Regions from separate parts of the Homo sapiens genome. Here region 1 is linked to region 2. Evidence: chromatin loops called from intact Hi-C (ENCODE). Cell type or tissue: gastrocnemius medialis. All regions are shown on one strand. Links, peaks and the distances in the headings refer to the core of each region. The heading gives the core; the rest is flanking DNA.

Region 1 (10,935 bases), core at 1,113-9,112, 100 kb after region 2:
GGTAGCTAGGAATCACTTCCTTCCAACCCTCCCCCTTGGCCCCATTGCTGCATAGATCCTCTGGCTCGATGGTGTGGGTTTGAGACTTTAATATTTGCCTGCATTTCTGACATGCAGAAAATCCCTTTAGCCCTTCTGTTTTCAGTTTGCTGGCTTTGCTTGTGCTAGCCGTGTGCTGCACTCGCGGACTATACGAATCCCAGGCCTTAGGGCTGCCTGTCCTCCTCTGACAATGGGCCTCCCCAGACACTTGCCTGAGTCCTGTGATCCAGACCAGGCCTTGTCACAAAATTCAAACCTTGCTTCTCTGCCCATCACTCCAGTTTCTCCAAGAATGAGGGTTAGGGCCTTGCCCTTATTTTCTCCAGCTCAACCAGGGGTTTCTTCTCTGGCCCAGGTTGGCTTCCCATGCTCTCCAGGCCTTAGCATGACTCCCTCTACTCCACATCAACTGCTCTCCTGCCCTGTTCCGTGGGGCCTTTCTCCCTCCAGTTGGAATACAGTGAAAAGTTGCTTTTTCAGCTTTTCCTTTGCTTTCTGGTGCCTGAAAACACATGCACTTACCATTTTCATCTTACCTGGGTTGTTGGTATTTAGTCTTGGGCAAGGGAGGACACTTTAATATAACCATGGCCCTTGGACTGTAATTTCTAATGTTTTTCTCTGGAATGGTAGCTGCCCTGTCTCTGAGATTTTTGTCATTGATTTTTACTGCTGAGGGGTGGACCCATTCATTCAACCTGGGGGCTTCTAGTGATTTATTATTCCAAGTTAAGACAATTTTATGAATGAAATGGGCTGTTATTGATAGTTATGACAGAATAACAGGAATACACCAGTACTATTCCAGGTGAAAGTTGTATTCTTAGCCTGACCTTGTCTTTAGCAGCCAACATAGAGCAAACTTCACTTGTCCAGGGGTTGTATCTGGGGCCATTTCTCTTGGAATTGATAGATGGATGTGATGGCCACCATGCCCAGCATGTAAGCACATGGCTTTAAACTCTCATAATGGAGCAGCTCTTAGGTTGACCCTTTTGTAAGTTCGTGGACTTAGACAAGTAATTCCTTTGGTGATTCTCAATTTCCCCATCTGTACAAGGAGTATAATGGTAACTGTCTTATAAATGGCTTTAAAGATTAAGTAAGACAACATCGATAAAGCATTTGACTTGAGATAGTTCAATGAATTCTAGTTTCCTTTTCTTCATCTTTTCCTAATGAGGCCCACAGAGCATGTCAACCCATTTCTAATTCCTCTCCTTTAATGGAAAGATGGTCTGTGATCTGCTATTCAATATTCCTTGTTAAAATGGATTCTCAGTTTTGCATTTCCAATGCCTTCTAATGTAAAATAAATTTCAGCCCAAAAAAAGGGCTGAAATTCAATACATTAAGGGAAGTAATTTTAATGTATGAGATGGAAAGAGAGATTTAGCTTAGGATCCCAAATATGCAGGAGCATGAGATGCGTTGGGAGCATGATTCTGCTAAAGCTTCAGGGATGGAAAAAGGAATCCTGTGCTGGGACATAATTAAATGACTTGAGAAGACGGCTAATGGTATTAAAATGAAAACTTTAAGCTCTAGACTACTAATTTTAATTCCACAGTGAAAGGTATCGTGCTGTTGCTGGCTGCTGAGAGAAGAGAGTGACCAGAGCCCACTGACTGTAATACCATGGAACAGTGTTTGTCTCAGACAGAAGGGCTGGCTTCAAATCTTTGCTCTGCCATTCGTCAACCTTGCCCTTGAATCAGACCCTCACACTCTCTCAACTTCTGTTTTCCTACCTGTAAAATGGGTGCAATAATATGTGCTGAAGAGATCTGTGATGAGAATTATGTGAGAAACTTTATTTTGTTTATTTTTACTTAAAGAGACCTAGCACACCTGGCAGCATGTGACTGTCAATTATACTGTGAAATGGGTTAATGAGTTAGTTTTTATTTCTTCTTTTTTAGGACTCTGAATTGAATCTGGAAATATATATGCCCTTTCATCTCTTCTTTTAACTTCAACTCTATTTTTCTGCAGGGATTAATAAAAGTTTCTTGTTTTTAGAGCTTTGGTGCCTAGATCTGTAATAACAACTGAATATTATGGGTGTACTAAGTGAGAAGCTTAAGGGGCATCTGATTAGAAATTCTCTGGACTCTTATTAGGCTAGTCTGGACCCACTGGTCCATGAAACACTACTTTTGTGGGATGTTAATAGTTATTCCTCCAAAAATAGAATGCAAATTCAGATGTTTTTGAGAAACCCTGGATAAATAAAATGAAATTGATTCCTTTATTGCAATTTTTCAGATAGTTAAATGAGCCAAGGTGCATTGTGAATCTCCAGCATGGGGCCATGTGACATGCACTGTCTCCCAAACATGTTTGACCATGTTCCCCATTTTTTTGTGGGATATTTTTAGAGACCAGTGGTCCATGGCATGCTTTGACAAGTACTGTTCTGATACTTTTTATAAATTTGAAAAAAAAGTTTACATTCTAATATTAAGTGCAAAAGCAAGCTACTAAATGTCATAAACTATAAAATCATGATTATGGTAACATGTATTTAAGAAACAGGCAGGAAATCTATTAAAATATTAACCTATCAACTAAAAGAGTAATCTTGGGGAGGGAGACTTACAGTTTTTATATTTATTTTGCTTCCTATATTTTCTAGTTTTTCTACAATGAACATGTATTGCCTTTATAGTTCAGCAAATTTACTTTTCTTTTTTCTTTTGGTTAAGCAGTCTCAGAAGGAATCATTTTCTTTCCACCTACAATGTTAGATCCACCTGAATGAAATACGCCTTTCATTGCGTCCTGAGAAGACGGAAGAATCATAAAAAGCCTTCAGAAGCCCTTGAGGAATTTTGAGGGCAGTAAAAGCAAAGACTGTAAACCGAAGAAAAATACACAAAGATGTAAGAGCAGTAAGAGCAAAGTGGGGACAAGGGATATTGAGTATCTGAAGGGAAAAATAAGAAGCATAGCCTATCCTGGAAAAGAAAAGAAACGTCATGGTAAAAAAACAACTGCGGTTTTTGTGAACACCTACTACGGTAAGGAACAGGCCAGCCATAGCCCACACCCAGGTGGCTGACAAGAGCTCGCCAGATCACAGGGCCACCTTCCTGCCTGAGAGCTGGATGCCCTCTGCATCTTCCTGGGCTTTACAGCACATGGGATCTGTTTACATGTGGTCTCCGCAGACTCGTGTCAAGATCCTAAGTCAGTGAATCCCGAGGGAAGCAAAAGGCAGGGGTGGAAGCATGGTAAGGAGGTGTAAACACCCTTTTGTAAGCCCCATGGAGGGGTATAGGCTTCAACAGGGAGCAGTTTAAGATACTTTGGAGATTGACTGTTTGGGGTTAAGTGTTGGCTCCACTACTTATACTCATGTGGTTTTAGATGCTTTTCTTAATCTCTCTGTGCTCTGGTTTCTGTAAAATAGTAATAAGTATCCTATTTAGTTATTTTGAGGACTAAATAGATAATTCCAGCCCTCCATATCCCTGGGTTTCTCATTTGTAAATTCAACCAACTGTGGGCCAAAAATATATGGAAAAAAATGGAACGTGTACTCAACATGTACAGACATTTTTCTTGTCATTATTCTCTAAGCAATGTAGTATTCAGCACTATTTACATAGCATTTGCAGTATATTAGGTATTATAAGTAGCCTAGAGATAATTTAAAGGATGTGGGAAGATGTATGTAGGTTACATGCAAATAGTACACCATTTTATATAAGGGACTTGAGAATTTTGGTAACTGAAGGGGCTCCTGGAACCAATTTCCCATAGATACAGAAAAATGACTGCATATGTAAAAGACTTAGCAGTGAGCCTTTTATAAATGGTTGCATTAGTATTAATAAAGAAGTAAATAACACCTATAAATAGTTACCCAGGGTTTCCCGGATTACAGCTGCTATGGTCTGAATGTTTAAGTGCTCCCAGAATTTATATGTTGAAACCTAGTCACCAGTGCTATAATATTAAGAAATGGGGCTTTGGGAGGTGATTGGGAATGGCATTAATAGCACAGGAACAGAAAACCAAACATGTTCTCATTTGTAAGTGGGAGCTGAACAATGAGAACACATGGACACAGGGAGGGGAACAACACATACTGGGGCCTGTCATGGGGAGGGGAGGAGGGAGGAACAGCATTAGGAAAAATAGCTAATGCATGCTGGGCTTAATATTTTGGTGATGGGTCTATAGGTGTAGCAAACCACCATGGCACATGTTTACCTATGTAACAAACCTGCACATTCTGAACATGGACCTCGGAACTTAAAAAAAGAAGATAAAAGGCTTGAGCGAGCCTGTTTGCCCCTTCCACCATGCGAGGACACATACAAGGCACCATCTATGAGGAACGAGCTCCCAACGAGCTCCCAACAGATGCTGATTTTGCTGGTGTCTCGATCTTGGACAACCTCCAGAATTGTGAGCAATAAGTTTCTGTTGTTTATAAATTACTTAGTCTAAGGTATTTTGCTATGGAAATATGAAGGGACTAAGACAATAGCATATAAGAATGCTATCCTGATTTCTGGACTTCAAATTACTTATAACATATTTGGCACTCTCAGCCAGATACAGGCCATATTTAGGCAACACTGAATGAGGAAAGTTACTTACTTGCCCACTCCCTTCTGGAGAGTGGGACGCAATTATCAATTGTGTTGAAATTCTCCTAGATATTATATGAGGTGTCTTTAACTTGAGACTTGCATTAGTCAGGTTTTGATACAATGATTCTGCATAACAAAGAATCCCCAAATAGCAACACATACTTGTTTCTCATTCACAGGTCTATGAGTCAGCTATGACTCTGTGGTGCTTTGCTGGCCTCAGCTGGACTTGGCTTCAGGCTGTAGGTTGGGTTCATATCTGATCAATGGGGCTCTCATTCTGAGACTCAGGCTGAAGGCCACCTGAATTCTACTCTTCTCACAGTGAATGAGAAGCTCATAAGAGTACATGAGGACAGTAGGAAACTTGCCATGTGTCTTAAAGCCTCACCTTGGAACATGCTGTCTCCTCCATCTATGTTCTATTGCTCAAAGCAAGTTATATGGCCAAGTCCAATGCCAGTGGGATGGAAAGTACACTCTGTTCACAGGACAGTCACAGCAGTGGCAAAGCGGGAAGGAGGAATCATGGACAAATAATAAATACTATTTATATACTACAAGGATCTATAAAAATAACAAAAGAATGAGCTGAGAAGGACTGAACTCACATTATGGCACAGACTTAGAACAGTTTAGCAAACAATAAACTGCAATTGCATCGTGTTTGTGTATTCTAAACTCACAACCCAAACCCCTTCAAAATCTAGTCAGACAAAACCAGCAAATTATCCGTAAAGATGCATGTGCACATGTACCCAGAGGACTTATGGTGCAAAGCGCATACCCAGCATTAACCATGACACCCTTCTAGTCTTGCTTACAAAACCCCTCTCACCAAGGCTCTGGAGAAACCCTAGCCAGAAAAGGCAAGAAGAAAAGGCCTGGGTCAGTTCCCAGCTCACTTATAAACCTTCCTGATCCAGACAGTGCTTGGATCAGAGCTGATCTGCCCCTGATGAGGAATTTTTAAGTCTCTCTCTGCTATTGTTTTCAGTTGAGCGCAATCATCAACTGAACACCTTTTATGCTGGTCCTTTCTGTCATTTTTGGCTACTGCACACATATATACATATTCAGGGATGTCAAGTGGGGAATTTCTCTTTCAAATGTTCAATACATAAATAATTACATAAAACAGTGAATGAGTATCTGCAAAAGAACCTGCTGTGGAAGCCAAGGGACTACAGGTGGGAGACAAATGAATTCTGACTAGCACTTTCAGATGATTTCCTCACACTCAGCAGTCCTTTATCTGTGATTACTTCCTGTGTCCTGCTATCACTTTCCTGCTCCTCCCCTACTTTTTTATCTGCCCCAAAGCTAGAGTTTGAAATTGTCTAATAATTTCATTCACTTATACTTACATTACTATTTACCATCTAAATGAGTTAATTGGCTCCACTTGGAACACTGACATTCTCTTTCAGTTCCCTTTTTTTTTTTTTTTTCTGGGCAAAATCATTTGCTAGCTTTATCCTTATGGGTTGAAAAGGCACATATTCCACCCTGGGAGGAGGCCATTTCCTGTTCATGGAACCTGCCCGTCCTGAGTGTTCACTGGAGAGGCGGTGGACTCACCCCCTTCTCAGTTCAAGGACATACTCGGGCTACTTCTTTTCCAGCTGGTAGATACACAGGAAGATACTGCATCTCATGGACTAATGGACTTTCAAGTCAGCTTGGGGGGGTCACATCTGTTTTATGCAAGCAGACAAGGTGAATTATTGAACTAACAGCTTTCTCAGGTATGGGCTCTGCAGTGTGATTAATTATGTATAATGTGCACTCAGGCAAAAAATGAGGTGTTTAAAGGCTGCTGGAGTCATTCCACCTTCAAACAAGGAAGAGCAAGCTGAAGACTTTTGTAGTGTCTTACACTCACCCATGGTGGCTGAATTGATAAGAGAAGCATCAGACTTGTCAGGGAGAAATAATGTGGTCTCCTCTGTTTTGGAGTAGTGTTTGTCCTCTCCAGATCCCTTTGTAATTTTTGTCTGACTTTCTTTTGCCTGGCATATAGTGCATGGCACAATACAATAGCAGGGATAATAACAGCTACCATAGCATTGAGTGTGTTAGGTGTATAACTCGGTGTATTATTTTTTATTTATTTATTTATTTATTTTATTATTATACTTTAAGTTTTAGGGTACATGTGCACATTGTGCAGGTTAGTTACATACGTATACATGTGCCATGCTGGTGTGCTGCACCCACTAACTCGTCATCTAGCATTAGGTATATCTCCCAATGCTATCCCTCCCCCCGCCCCCCACCCCACAACAGTCCCCAGAGTGTGATGTTCCCCTTCCTGTGTCCATGTGATCTCATTGTTCAATTCCCACCTATGAGTGAGAATATGCGGTGTTTGGTTTTTTGTTCTTGCGATAGTTTACTGAGAATGATGGTTTCCAATTTCATCCATGTCCCTACAAAGGACATGAACTCATCATTTTTTATGGCTGCATAGTATTCCATGGTGTATATGTGCCACATTTTCTTAATCCAGTCTATCATTGTTGGACATTTGGGTTGGTTCCAAGTCTTTGCTATTGTGAATAATGCCGCAATAAACATACGTGTGCATGTGTCTTTATAGCAGCATGATTTATAGTCCTTTGGGTATATACCCAGTAATGGGATGGCTGGGTCAAATGGTATTTCTAGTTCTAGATCCCTGAGGAATCGCCACACTGACTTCCACAAGGGTTGAACTAGTTTACAGTCCCACCAACAGTGTAAAAGTGTTCCTATTTCTCCACATCCTCTCCAGCACCTGTTGTTTCCTGACTTTTTAATGATTGCCATTCTAACTGGTGTGAGATGGTATCTCATTGTGGTTTTGATTTGCATTTCTCTGATGGCTAGTGACGGTGAGCATTATTTCATGTGTTTTTTGGCTGCATAAATGTCTTCTTTTGAGAAGTGTCTGTTCTTGTCCTTCGCCCACTTTTTGATGGGGTTGTTTGTTTTTTTCTTGTAAGTTTGTTTGAGTTCATTGTAGATTCTGGATATTAGCCCTTTGTCAGATGAGTAGGTTGCAAAAATTTTCTCCCATTTTGTAGGTTGCCTGTTCACTCTGATGGTAGTTTCTTTTGCTGTGCAGAAGCTCTTTAGTTTAATTAGATCCCATTTGTCAATTTTGGCTTTTGTTGCCATCGCTTTTGGTGTTTTAGACATGAAGTCCTTGCCCATGCCTATGTCCTGAATGGTAATGCCTAGGTTTTCTTCTAGGGTTTTTATGGTTTTAGGTCTAACGTTTAAGTCTTTAATCCATCTTGAATTGATTTTTGTATAAGGTGTAAGGAAGGGATCCAGTTTCAGCTTTCTACATATGGCTAGCCAGTTTTCCCAGCACCATTTATTAAATAGGGAATCCTTTCCCCATTGCTTGTTTTTCTCAGGTTTGTCAAAGATCAGATAGTTGTAGATATGTGGCATTATTTCTGAGGGCTCTGTTCTGTTCCATTGATCTATATCTCTGTTTTGGTACCAGTACCATGCTGTTTTGGTTACTGTAGCCTTGTAGTATAGTTTGAAGTCAGGTAGTGTGATGCCTCCAGCTTTGTTCTTTTGGCTTGGGATTGACTTGGCGATGTGGGCTCTTTTTTGGTTCCATATGAACTTTAAAGTAGTTTTTTCCAATTCTGTGAAGAAAGTCATTGGTAGCTTGATGGGGATGGCATTGAATCTGTAAATTACCTTGGGCAGTATGGCCATTTTCACGATATTGATTCTTCCTACCCATGAGCATGGAATGTTCTTCCATTTGTTTGTATCCTCTTTTATTTCCTTGAGCAGTGGTTTGTAGTTCTCCCTGAAGAGGTCCTTCACATCCCTTGTAAGTTGGATTCCTAGGTATTTTATTCTCTTTGAAGCAATTGTGAATGGGAGTTCACTCATGATTTGGCTCTCTGTTTGTCTGTTGTTGGTGTATAGGAATGCTTGTGATTTTTGCACATTGATTTTGTACCCTGAGACTTTGCTGAAATTGCTTATCAGCTTAAGGAGATTTTGGGCTGAGACAATGGGGTTTCCTAGATATACAATCATGTCATCTGCAAACAGGGACAATTTGACTTCCTCTTTTCCTAATTGAGTACCCTTTATTTCCTTCTCCTGCCTAATTGCCCTGGCCAGAACTTCCAACACTATGTTGAAAAGGAGTGGTGAGAGAGGGCATCCCTGTCTTGTGCCAGTTTTCAAAGGGAATGCTTCCAGTTTTTGCCCATTCAGTATGATATTGGCTGTGGGTTTGTCATAGATAGCTCTTATTATTTTGAGATACGTCCCATCAATACTGAATTTATTGAGAGTTTTTAGCATGAAGGGTTGTTGAATTTTGTCAAAGGCTTTTTCTGCATCTATTGAGATAATCATGTGGTTTTTGTCTTTGGCTCTGTTTATATGCTGGATTACATTTATTGATTTGCATATATTGAACCAGCCTTGCATCCCAGGGATGAAGCCCACTTGATCATGGTGGATAAGCTTTTTGATATGCTGCTGGATTTGGTTTGCCAGTATTTTATTGAGGATTTTTACATCAATGTTCATCAAGGATATTGGTCTAAAATTCTCTTTTTTGGTTGTGTCTCTGCCCGGCTTTGGTATCAGAATGATGCTGGCCTCATAAAATGAGTTAGGGAGGATTCCCTCTTTTTCTATTGATTGGAATAGTTTCAGAAGGAATGGTACCAGTTCCTCCTTGTACCTCTGGTAGAATTCGGCTGTGAATCCATCTGGTCCTGGACTCTTTTTGGTTGGTAAGCTGTTGATTATTGCCACAATTTCAGCTCCTGTTATTGGTCTATTCAGAGATTCAACTTCTTCCTGGTTTAGTCTTGGGAGAGTGTATGTGTCAAGGAATTTATCCATTTCTTCTAGATTTTCTAGTTTATTTGCGTAGAGGTCTTTGTAGTATTCTCTGATGGTAGTTTGTATTTCTGTGGGATCGGTGGTGATATCCCCTTTGTCATTTTTTATTGAGTCTATTTGATTCTTCTCTCTGTTTTTCTTTATTAGTCTTGCTAGCGGTCTATCAATTTTGTTGATCCTTTCAAAAAACCAGCTCCTGGATTTATTAATTTTTTGAAGGGTTTTTTGTGTCTCTATTTCCTTCAGTTCTGCTCAGATTTTAGTTATTTCTTGCCTTCTGCTGGCTTTTGAATGTGTTTGCTCTTGCTTTTCTAGTTCTTTTAATTGTGATGTTAGGGTGTCAATTTTGGATCTTTCCTGCTTTCTCTTGTGGGCATGTAGTGCTATAAATTTCCCTCTACACACTACTTTGAATGCATCCCAGAGATTCTGGTATGTTGTGTCTTTGTTCTCGTTGGTTTCAAAGAACATCTTTATTTCTGCGTTCATTTCGTTATGTATCCAGTAGTCATTCAGGAGCAGGTTGTTCAGTTTCCATGTAGTTGAGCGGTTTTGAGTGAGATTCTTAATCCTGAGTTCTAGTTTGATTGCACTGTGGTCTGAGAGATAGTTTGTTATAATTTCTGTTCTTTTACATTTGCTGAGGAGAGCTTTACTTCCAAGTATGTGGTCAATTTTGGAATAAGTGTGGTGTGATGCTGAAAAAAAAGTATATTCTGTTGATTTGGGGTGGAGAGTTCTGTAGATGTCTATTAGGTCCACTTGGTGCAGAGCTGAGTTCAATTCCTGGGTATCCTTGTTGACTTTCTGTCTCGTTGATCTGTCTAATGTTGACAGTGGGGTGTTAAAGTCTCCCATTATTAATGTGTGGGAGTCTAAGTCTCTTTGTAGGTCACTCAGGACTTGCATTATGAATCTGGGTGCTCCTGTATTGGGTGCATATATATTTAGGATAGTTAGCTCTTCTTGTTGAATTGATCCCTTTACCATTATGTAATGGCCTTCTTTGTCTCTTTTGATCTTTGTTGGTTTAAAGTTTGTTTTATTAGAGACTAGGATTGCAACCCCTGCCTTTTTTTGTTTTCCATTGGCTTGGTAGATCTTCCCCCATCCTTTTATTTTAAGCCTATGTGTGTCTCTGCACGTCAGATGGGTTTCCTGAATACAGCACACTGATGGGTCTTGACTCTTTATCCAATTTGCCAGTCTGTGTCTTTTAATTGGAGCATTTAGTCCATTTACATTTAAAGTTAATATAGTTATGTGTGAATTTGATCCTGTCTTTATGATGTTAGCTGGTGATTTTGCTCGTTAGTTGATGCAGTTTCTTCCTAGTCTCGATGGTCTTTACATTTTGGCATGATTTTGCAGTGGCTGGTACCGGTTGTTCCTTTCCATGTTTAGC
Region 2 (10,935 bases), core at 1,362-9,361:
GGGACTGCCAGTGGCTTGCATCCAGGGGAAGATCACAAACTTCCTGAATGACTGACTTTGTATGTTCTTACAAAGGAAACTGATCACTTATTATAAAGCAATAGAAAATATACAGGCAAGGGGTACAGACTTTATGTGTTTGTGTATGAGAAAAATCATATAAAGCTAAATGCTATTCTATAATTAAAATCAAGTCAATTTCCCCTACTTCAAAGAACAACATGCTTGAAAACATTTTTGTTTACATCTTGTAATGACTTGTCAAGAACTGCCATTAGAACTAGGGTCCTAAATCAAATGGGATGTTTTATTTTAAAGTGTGACATTGTATGCCTTTTATTTTTCCTTAGCCGACTCAACTGTTAGGTCACACTGAGTTCGTAATTAAGGTATGCTGACACCAGGTGGCAGTAGACACCGCAGTTGTAGCACTTATCACATTTCAGTCCTTAAAAGTCTGTTTTTAATTCACCGTGTCTACAAACACAATGAACATCCCTGCCTCTGAGTTCATGTCATTCTCCTGCCTCCCTAAGATGCCTTCACTTTCTACATTGATTTAACCCACTTATGCCTAGTGTTCCATTTTTGGAACTCTAAGCATGTAGGAGTTATTTATATCCTACTGCTCAAGGTCATCACCAAGGTCTGATTGAAAAAATTTTTTAAAAATGCAACCTCAGGCATGAATTAAGCTGAAGACACAGCTCCAGTTTCATCCTAGACTTTGGAAAATGCTCTTTAGTTTTTAGTTATTCCAATTGTGCTTATTATCATTTAACTCATGTTCTATGTTGCACTGCTTCTTATTTCTTCAGCATTGGATTTTAAGTTCTCTGGGGAATGGGGAGCCTCTTCTTTTTTGACCCTTTTGTATTTCACCCAGCACCACCCATAGAAGGGCTGCTTCTCCTAGCCTGCCTTTCACTGGCATCCTCTCTGATCTCCTTGTGACTTTTGCTGTCCCCAATTCTGAGTTCATCTTAGGTCTTTATCCCCATGCACAATTAGACACTTACAGTCAAAGTGTGCACACTTCTCTGTCTTTTCATGTAATAAACTGGTCAGAGTGAGTAGAGTCTTTGGTCCACCTTTGATGCTCCAAATGCCGTGAGCACTTCTTATTGCACAAGTCTATTTGCAACTCCCAGTGGCAGGCAAGATGACCCTTCTGAATCTCTCCATCTACCTCTGCCTATTTATAATTCACAAGTCTCTTGGACCCCCTGGTTCCTCTTCTGTCCCTCAGGTAGTGTTTGGGCTTGTCGTCTTCTTATGAAATACTCGCATCCACAGATGTTTCTGCCCTGACTCTCTCAGTTTGCCTGAGGTCCTCAAACTAGCCTCTTCTTGTATGGTGTTACAACAACTGGACCTCCAATGGGGTGATTAGTCCTTTACCTTGGCGTCACTCAGCAATTTGCCTAATAGTCGCATCCCTTTTGCCCTGTCATTGGCTCTGAGCCTTCTGTCAGGCTGGACTCAAAGCTTTATGGTGATTTCCCTTCAATCTTTCATTCGTTCTTCTCCACCTCACCCACAAGTAGGCTTTTTCCTGTTTGATCCATCCAAGTCACCCAAAACAAGGATCTTAAAAAGCTTTCTAGCTACCTGAATTTTAGCTTCAAAATCTGGTCAGTCCAATTTTCTTGGAGCCCAAGTAAAAAGAAAGACACGAATTCATTCAGAAAGGTATGAAAATGTATGGAACATCATTTTATCCAAGTCTAAAATCCTCTTATGTTTAATTTTTCATCTTGAAGAAAGACAAATACTGTTTCTTTAAAAAGAGAAAATATAGAAAACTATTCATATCTTAACAGATAGATTAATCTTTGTAGAGAGATTGAGTCAACTGTATAGTTAGCCAGCTTCAAAGTTAGAAAGGGCACAGTCCACACAGGACTACTCTCACTTCTGACACCACAAGTTTAGAGGTGATCCCAGAGGACTCTCAAGGTCAGGAATTTGCTAGAAGGAACTCAAGTGGTAATACTCATGGGTGTGATTTATATTATAGGAAAAGGATATAGATCAAAATCAAAAGAGATACATAAGGCAGAATTGAGAGATGTCTAAACATAGAGCTTCTGCTGTCCTCACCTCGTGGCATCATGGGCTGGCATTAACTCCTCTTGTCCACAGTATCCACTGGGCATTGCCAACCAGCAATGCTCACCCAAGCCTTTGGTGTTCAGAGTTTTTATTGGAACCCGATCGCATGCCACCTGCATGGATGATCTTATCTTCTAGCCCCTCTTGGAGGTGTAATGTGCTAATGCTTTTGGTCTTCAATTTCTCTAGATGTTGGAAATGTTATTGCATAGCCCAAAGCCCCATACTAAATCCTATTGTTAGACTGTCTAGTGACCAAATGCCTCAGGCAAAAAACACACTCCTGTCAGGCAGGACATTCCAGGGGCTTAACGATTGTCTCTTTGTGGCCAAAGGCAGAGGGCAAGACCAGACTCTCTTTGGGCAAGGTTAATTCTTTACTGCATAACCTTCCTAGGTCAAGGTTAAATGCCATTTTGATTTGATTTTATATATTTAGCTCTAAGTTTATTTTAAGCATAAACATCCTGGAATTTTATAGTGTTTCTCCTCAGAAAATTACATTCTGAGATGCAATTAGAAGGGACTTTTGAGCACAGATTTGAATAAGTGTCACTGTAGCAGGTAAAACACTAATTATTTTGTAGCATCTCTTTTGGCTGCTTAGGGGACTTCTTGATTACTTCTTAGCAGGAGGCAGAATGGTGTAACTTAATTATATTTTCATTATTTATGGGTGTAAAGATCTTTGCATGCATGAGAATGAGGCTGACATGAGGAGTGTTTTCCTCATTTTACCGTGTAGCTAATTGAGGCACTGAGAGGGGAAGGGACTCATTCCAGGTCGCCTGCGCAGCTGAGCAGCTAGCCTGACAGGCACACCTGGTCTGGGGGCTCCATCAGAGAACAGTCAGAGTGTACACACTTCTATCACTGTCCACTCGGGTTTTCAAATATCCTGTTCTGCCATGAGCTCTCAGAGGAGGAGTTTATCAGTTATTTAATTCACTCCTTTTTACAGCTTTCAGCTGAACACCTGCTACATGCTAGGTTCTGTCATAGGGATGGCGATTTGGAACTTAGCAAGAGAGACAAAGCTCTTCCTTCAGAAAATCATTGCCTAGTGTGGGCAGACAGCTATGCATGAGAAATAAGGCCATCCTGACTGCAAGAAGAGTAATGGTGGGAATAGGGTAGTGTGATGGGGTGGGCCTGGGGGTGGCCGATTTTGAGGTAGGTGGGCAGGAAAAGACTGTGTGGGGAGCTCTCCCTTGAAGGGAACGTGCCCTCTGGGAAGAGCCAGTGAGGAGGCAGGCAGGGGAGCAGCAGGTCCCACACTGGACAGGGCAAGGCCTGTTTGAAGGCCGCCATGACTGCTGCTTTTAGAAAAGGACAAGTACAATGGTACGAATGAGTGTGGTACAGGTGTCAAGTTGGTTTTGCAGCCAGACTGCCTGGGTCAACTTCTGAGCTCCTTAACTTGCAAGCCCTTGCTGTTAGGCAGGCGAGCTCACCCACTGAAGCCCCTGATTATTCCCCCATGTGTAAAAGGGGATGCGGAGAGGACCTACCCCATTGCTATGAGGGTTTGTGTGAGGGTTGCATCAGTCATTCCAGATAAGGCACGTATCCAGGCCTGGTACAGAGCAAATGCTCAGTCAAGGTCAATTTCATTATTAATATAATTTTATTATAGAAGCCTGTTCTGTGTGGTGTTTACCTACCTTCAGAACGTCCTATGCCATCTGGTGCCAGTACTTGAAGAGGTTTTCTTCTTTATTTTACATGGTCATTGCTAGACTCGTTCGGAATAACTTCTTCCCATTCTGTGCAGAAATTGATACTGTTTCCTAAAATGAAACAAAAATAAAAATAAACACAAACACTTTGGAATGAGTTAAAATTTCCATAATGCACTTTTCATAAATTCTTTCAATGGATAAGATTGAACTGAAGGGGAAGGTGCAGAAAAGATAATTAATTCCATAAGATGAATATACAACTCTGAACTTGAGAAATAATCAACTCGCCCTCAGTGTGCTTTACAGGGTGGAGGCTGAGAAGGAGCTCAGGTGTCTTGTTTTGTTGTTTGTAGGGGTAGAATTCAGGCTGTAGGAAAAGAAGAAATACATGACAAATTTTAACTTTTTTCATGCTCATCTTCCTTGCCTTTGTAAACAGTAATATGAGTATAATTTAATTTTATGTGATAATTCAAAGTTAATGTTGGCGTGTCAGTTGCAGTTAGGACCACCTTTCCTAGAAGACCCTTGAAAGGGGAAGGGACTTCTGAGATCTCCTTGGTATTTCTATCTTTAAGCTTATGTCTTTTCGTTTTAGCTTCCCTTTGCCCTATTGCCTTCTCCTCATTGGATGGAGAAAATAATGTTAGTTCATTTTGTATGCAAATGAAATATTGAAAGATTCTGAAAGAAGACTCAAAGTTCTCTCCTCTGAGAAAAGTGAAAGAACTTGAGGACATGAGCTGTATTTTTTCCCTTTTCCCAGGAGTTATCAGACAGCTCAGAGCCAAGTTTATGACCCATTTCTATCCAATATACAGAACTTCCAGGCATGATTTTTTTTAGTTAACCTCAAGCCTGGTTTTATTTTTATCTTTCCTGTTTCTTTCCTCTCATTCACATTGCATTTTATTTTATTCTGCATGTAGTTTTGTAAGCTGACTTAAATCCTTTCTGGAACAAGTTGGAGAGTAAGTGACAGTGGCCATTGGCAAAGGATCTAACGCTTCTGAATTTCCTTTTTTTTTTTCATTATGAAATAGAGATAATATCTTCACCCAACAGGTTCTCATGAGGCTGGATGAGGTTTCCCTTGTAAATCCCAGATGGAATGACCAAGGTGTCTCTTTCTCCTCGTCACATCACCAGCAAGGCCTAGTGGCTCTTGTGCGAACAGGCCTGAGTGCTGTGGTATCAGGTCGCCCTTTGAAAAATCAGGATATCCACCTGGGTGCCAGAACTCCTTGCAAGCAAGAGGACCTGGGGTGGGTGTCCTCAGAGGTGGCCCTGTGTGGGCTGGTTTCCATCAGGCCACATACAGATTGGTTGGAGCTTTGATGCATTATGAGGCCAGCATCATGACTCAGTGAAACCACATGGGCAGGCACAGCATCTTGTGAAATCAGCTGGTGTTCTGGCAGCAGCAGGGGCCTCTCAGAGAAGGCACACTGGCCTCTGTGCTGTTTTGGGAGCAGTATCAGGGCTTTGGGCTTGGGCTCAGAGCTGTGCTGGGTTTGACGGCCATCCAGGACTCTGTCCGTTTCCCAATCAACTTGGCAAAAATTAAAATTGATGGGGGCATGTGCAAATACGAAATAGGAGTGGAGGCTTTTGCATTCCTGGACACTCCAACACATTGTACTCTGTTTATTCGGAAATCTGAGACTCAGTCTCATTTTTCTTCTGACTTGGCAAGTAAAAGGAGCAGCAGGGTTGCTGCACTGTCCATGACACTTGCACACAGAGATGGAGCAGTTGTGTAGCCGAGACCAGATATTCAGAAGTGTACACATTAAAAAAAAAGACTTGGGGGTTGGCAGTTTTATTAAGGAAGAAAGTGCTGAGAAAATTATACTAGTGTATCCAAAGGCATCTTTTCTAGATTAATGGTCAATTATTCATGTCTAGGAGTCCAATGAAATCAATCAATAAATTAAAATAGGCACATCTTACCTATTACCAAAAAAGAGCATAGATTCTTTTACAGTTGTGATTGATTGATTAAATAAGACACCAGGCACTGTTCAAGGTGCTGGAATTCTAAAGGAGTCCTCCAGGGAATGAGAAAGGAGTCCTCTAGCTCACAGAGCTTGCAGGGCATGTTAATGAATGAGCAAAACAAGTTAACAGGAATGTCGAGAGAGAGGGTTGTGTTTTCTGATAGAGGATATGCTGGATGCTATGAGAAACGTACTCTGCCTGGGGGCTGGCTTCCTGGAGGAGGTGACTTCTAGGCCAAAACCAAAAGCATATGTAGGGTTTAGCTGGACAAAAAGAGGAGCAGGAGGCTGGGGAAGAGAACAAAGGAAAATATTCCAGCCACTGAAGACTTCATGTTCACAGCCATGGAGGCTAGGGAGAGCCTGGCACAGGCAGCTGAGAGACTGTTCTGTGAGGTGGTGCCATAGACTTCAGGGTGTGTGGACAGGAAATTAGAAAGCAAAAGCAGAGGCCAAATTATTACAGTTTCATGCACCAGCATTCACCAGACATGGAGGGGGCACGCTGCAGTGTTTTCCACCATTAACTATGGGCAGGTTATACTGAGCAGGGGTTTAGTAAAGCTCAGGACTCTTCATTTGCTCATCATTCATTTATTTCTCAAGTAGTTTGTTATACCTATTACATAGCCTATGTGTTAGGTCCATAGTTCTCAAGCTTTAGCATGAAATGGAATCACCTACAGAGCTGATTCAGTGGGTCTAGGTGGGGCTTGAAAATTTGCATTTCTAACAAGTTCCCAGGTTGATGCTGGGGTTCAGGAACCACATCTTGAGAATCATTGTGCCAGGTGAGGAAATTATAAGAACAGTCCAGGATCATGTGGGTGCCCAGATTCCTTTGGGTCACCAAGAGGACTTAATTTTCTGAGTCCCTGTTCACTCAAAGACTTTTTTTGAGTCTTTGAATGAACAGGGCTTAGGTTTCTTCTGTGCAATCAATTGCTAAACATTAGAGACAAGAATCCAAAGTAGGTCCCTGGTTAAAAGGGTTAGGAGCTAATCTTATGCACACCTAGATAGACCAAAGTGGTGATTTGAGCTCGGTGGCATTTTCTTGGCCTGTAGTAGTTTAAAGTATACCCTGATTTTTTTTTCGAAGAAAAAGGGCACTGGTTTTACTGCCTCCTCGTTCATGAAGTCATGCCCAGAGAAAGTGCTGGACTTACTTGGCTGGGTCATATGGGAAGCCAGAATTAGAATCCAGAGTCAAAGTTCTCCTGGTCGCTGAGATGCTTTCCATAGAGACGCCAGTGTGGGGAACCACCCTGGTAACTTTTAGATGAATTATCCAGGACCCAGTAAGGGAGGGAGGAGAAAACACTGGATACAATGCAGCTTTGTTGCTGGACAGAAATGAAGCCCAGTATTCCTGTGCAGAGCTGCCCAAATTCTCTCCCACCATGCACAGGAGGGAGAGGCCCAGAGCCAGGAGTACAGGCCCATGCATCCAGAACAGCCAACAGGATGTATCTGTAAAAATCTGCTTCCTTTTTACTGGCTTCAGGCTTTTAAAGAGTCTGGTCAATGGGCACAGATTGTAGGGAAATATGTGATTTTCAAGGAAATGGGGAAATCTGGTGACGATACTGGAATTAATAATTCTTTTAACATGAAAGAGTTGTTCTTTATGATCCTTACCATCTTACCTAGTGTTTGGAGTTTAAAGGAGGGAGAGAGAGAGGGTGAACTGGTTTCTTCATTGTATCCCCAGCAAATGGCCCATCTGCGAGCATGAAGGTAGATGCATTTGAACTGCTGAAAGAACCTGGGCCAGAAGACCTTTCAGAACCCCTGAAAGCTTTTCCATATGAAGAGGAAACCAGGAAATTGAAGTCTTCATTTTGTCTTTGTGATCAAAGCCAGGGAGGAAGGATATTAAGCAGATACTGACCCGTAGTTTTGTGGCCACTACTAGAATTTATTGACATACATAGCAACTAAGGACTGCAGGACAGCTGAGTTTGGTATTTACTTCAAGAGAATAAAAGATCAGATGTCTGAAAACAGAGGGCTATATTGCTATAATGAGCCCATTGCCTTTGATAACAGGAGGTAATGACAGTCATGTTAGCTGGCATTGATTGAACATGTGCGATGTGCCTGGAAGTCTGGGAAGCCTGATTTGTATTCCAGTGCCAATAATAATGTACAGAACAATCATAAGGCCAGGAGTAAGAGCTTACACTTTTGAGTGCTCACTATGTGCCTGGCAGCAGCTAAGGGCTTTCCCTGCAGGTGTTGTTCCCCGTGTGGATGAGGAAACTGAGCTACAGGAGTTACCAACATTGTCCAAGGTAACCAGGCAAGAAAGAGGCAGAGCCAGGATTTGAAACCAAATCTGTTTGACCCGGGCAGCACTTGTGCTTTTGACCATTACCACCATAATCTGGTAATAGCTCTTGCTGGCAAGCCATCCTCACCCCCAAATTTTCTGTGTTTTCTAAACTATGCTAAAACACCAGGAATTTGCAAATATTTCTTGTGCTATAATGTATTTTCATTTTGAAGGATTTTTTTTCTTGTAAAAGATTTTTGTCTTTTCAACAAAATTTTCTGTTTAGTTCTATTTTGACAAAATTGTCAAAATTATTTGGAAATAATATGCTGTGGTTTATGTTGACTGAATTTTTAAATAAACCGATTTTATCCGCCTTTTAAGGAGAAATTTATGGATTTCGAAATGGTGGCCATTCTCTACTCACATTTTTGTTTCTGGTCCACAGTATTAATTCTTAAGATAATACACATTCATGTGTGACCCTGCTATAGAAGGCTGAATTCATCATGGAATTAGGATTTTTAATTCCAATGTCATGTGCTTATAAACTATTTCTTTCCTTTTCATCTTTTGCTTTCAAGGACCACTTAGTAACAGTTTCTAAAGAAAGAAACTGATTTTTTTTTCACATCTTGCTTAAGATGTTCTCAATTGATGTGTTATTAGCAACTCAGTGATTCTTGACTTTTGAGAAGTCACAGTTTGTTTTTTTTTTCATTGTTTGTTTTTTTGAGATTCTGAGAGAGTTGAGTCTCCTTTTCCCGGAAAAATGCACTCCTACCTTTGCCTACAACAGGGGATTCTCTGCCTGGGGTGCAGGTCAGTGGACACCAGGTCAAGAAATTCTGTTTCCTTCCTCCCTCCCTCCCTCTCTCTCTTCAACTGTTATATAAATATTTTTTGAGCCCTATTAAATGCTAGGCACTGTGCTCTGTGTTACGATTACAGGGGTGAGATAAACAGCATGATTCCTGTCTTCATGGAGTTTATAGTCCAGTTAATGAAGAAGACATTCAACCAATATCCTCAGAAATAAACATGTATCTATGCTATGATATGTATGCTAAGAAGGAAAACAATTTGTTGTGTAAGAAGATCTTATACAGGAGGGTCAGACCTACTATGCGTATGTGTGTGGGGAGGGGAAAAGCAGATGAATCAGAGAAGGACCTCCATGAGAAAATGACATCTGGGCTGAGCTAAAAAGGATGGGTAGGAGGCAGTTGGCCCAGAGGCAGGAGGAATGGGTCTGGCCAGGGAGTGTTGTACTGCATTCGTGCACCTCCAAAGTGCCGACGCAGCCAACCCCTTCTGCTGCCTGTGCACCCATCCCAAAGGCTCTGTGTGCTTCCTGTGCTGTACTCTTCCAGCATAATAAGATCAATTTCACAGAATCTCACCTGTCTATGATTCATTCATGTGAGGGGTCAAATCATTTTTCCCCTGAAGACAGATCCCTCTTGTGGAGTTTTAAAGTGGATTTTCTCTTTGCTCTCAAAGGGATTCCATGTTACTGGACTCATTATATCTGGTGCAGTGGCCTTAGGTTCCAATAACTGTTCTAGTTTATTTGACTTGCTATGATAAGCTCAGAGTCAGGGCCATGTTCCTTTGCAGAATACATCTGGGGTGAGGAGGATACACTTGCTACCCACGTATACACACAGAGACACACATGCTCAGACATGTCCACACTCCCCAGCACACATTCCGTAATGTCACCACACTGGCATGAGGTTTAGATCCTTACTATTCAAATCGCCACTCTTGGACCTGCAGCTTCATTAGCTTGTTAGAAATGCAGACTCCCAGGCCCCACCCCAGGCCCCCTGATCAGAATCTGCAAATTTGACAAGGTCCGGACATGATCTTTGTACACACTAAAGTTTGAGAAGTGCTGGGTTGGTTTTCTCCATTTCTAGTCTGGCCTAGTCTGTGTTGTTGAATAGTTTAGTCCAAATGCTTCCACTTAAGGCTTGGGATCACATTGACACTTTTAATTATCTATATTTTAATAGAAGCATCACGACGTTTTTTTCCCATGCTGGAGAAAGGAGTCCAGGTAACTGTTTAGTGGAATAGATGGAATGTGATTCTAATGTGCAACAGATGTGTGTTCCTGCAGGGAGCAAAGGCACACCAGTCTCAGGTGTACGGCACCCCTCATTTCTGCAAAAGGCATTTCACTTCTTCACGGACTGTCACCTGTGTGTCACTGGCATCCTTCTTCATTAGTTACATCAGGTGGAAAATCTCTTAACAGAATTTTTAAATAATCACTGGATGATGCAGAAATAAGGCAAGAAAATTGTGCACTAATCAGTGAAATTGCTCACAGTTATGAGTTGTAAGGTCACTTGTGTCTGCTTTGTCCTTGGTCCTTCACAGACCTTGAGCCACAAGAGGCCAGTGAAAGGCAGCCCCAGGCATTGGTGGCTCAAGAATTTGGCCTTTCATTTCCCTCCTGGACCCTTTCATCCCTGCTCTCTGATTCCTGGGGTCTGTCCTTCAGTTCTTGGGAACTGTGACCGACTTCCTGTCATGCTGGTCCATGTAGCCACCCATTTTCTTCCACAGGCTGTCTTCAGGACTGGGTAAGAGGCCCTTCCCATATCAGCCTCAGGCCCAGGACCCCCTCAGGTGGTGGAGAGTCACAGCTCAGGGCAGCGTACAACAGGAGCCCACATGTGTGGCACTGTCATTTTCCTTTGCATTTTGATGGCGTCCCTTGTTTCCTATTTGGCTGCAATAGGTACTTTTACTCACCTTGTATTAATTAGATCTTTTTCTAGTTGCCTATGAAGAAAACCCATTAAAGTGGTTAAAGTTGTAACACATTTCATTTGTAAAAATGAAA

What was found. Peaks named below come from ENCODE experiments on the same cell type or tissue, not always from the same donor. Only the 100,000 strongest peaks of a DNase experiment are listed, where the experiment ranks them.
Region 1: a loop joins it to region 2, with 3 times the contacts of the local background. A loop is called at or near these places in 1 of 110 quality-filtered maps.

The regions. Positions count from the first base shown.
Region 1 is chr7:34,193,466-34,204,400 of GRCh38, forward strand. No RefSeq gene overlaps it. Among named protein-coding and RNA genes, the nearest start is that of BMPER, 290 kb to the left of the region's middle. In gastrocnemius medialis, for the core only: no CTCF peak of the experiment used is centred there; a DNase peak (open chromatin) is centred at 5,086; H3K27ac peaks cover 3,965 bases.
Region 2 is chr7:34,091,112-34,102,046 of GRCh38, forward strand. The region is part of intron 13 of BMPER (BMP binding endothelial regulator); the gene reads left to right. Among named protein-coding and RNA genes, the nearest start is that of BMPER, 190 kb to the left of the region's middle. In gastrocnemius medialis, for the core only: no CTCF peak of the experiment used is centred there; a DNase peak (open chromatin) is centred at 5,210; H3K27ac peaks cover 3,240 bases.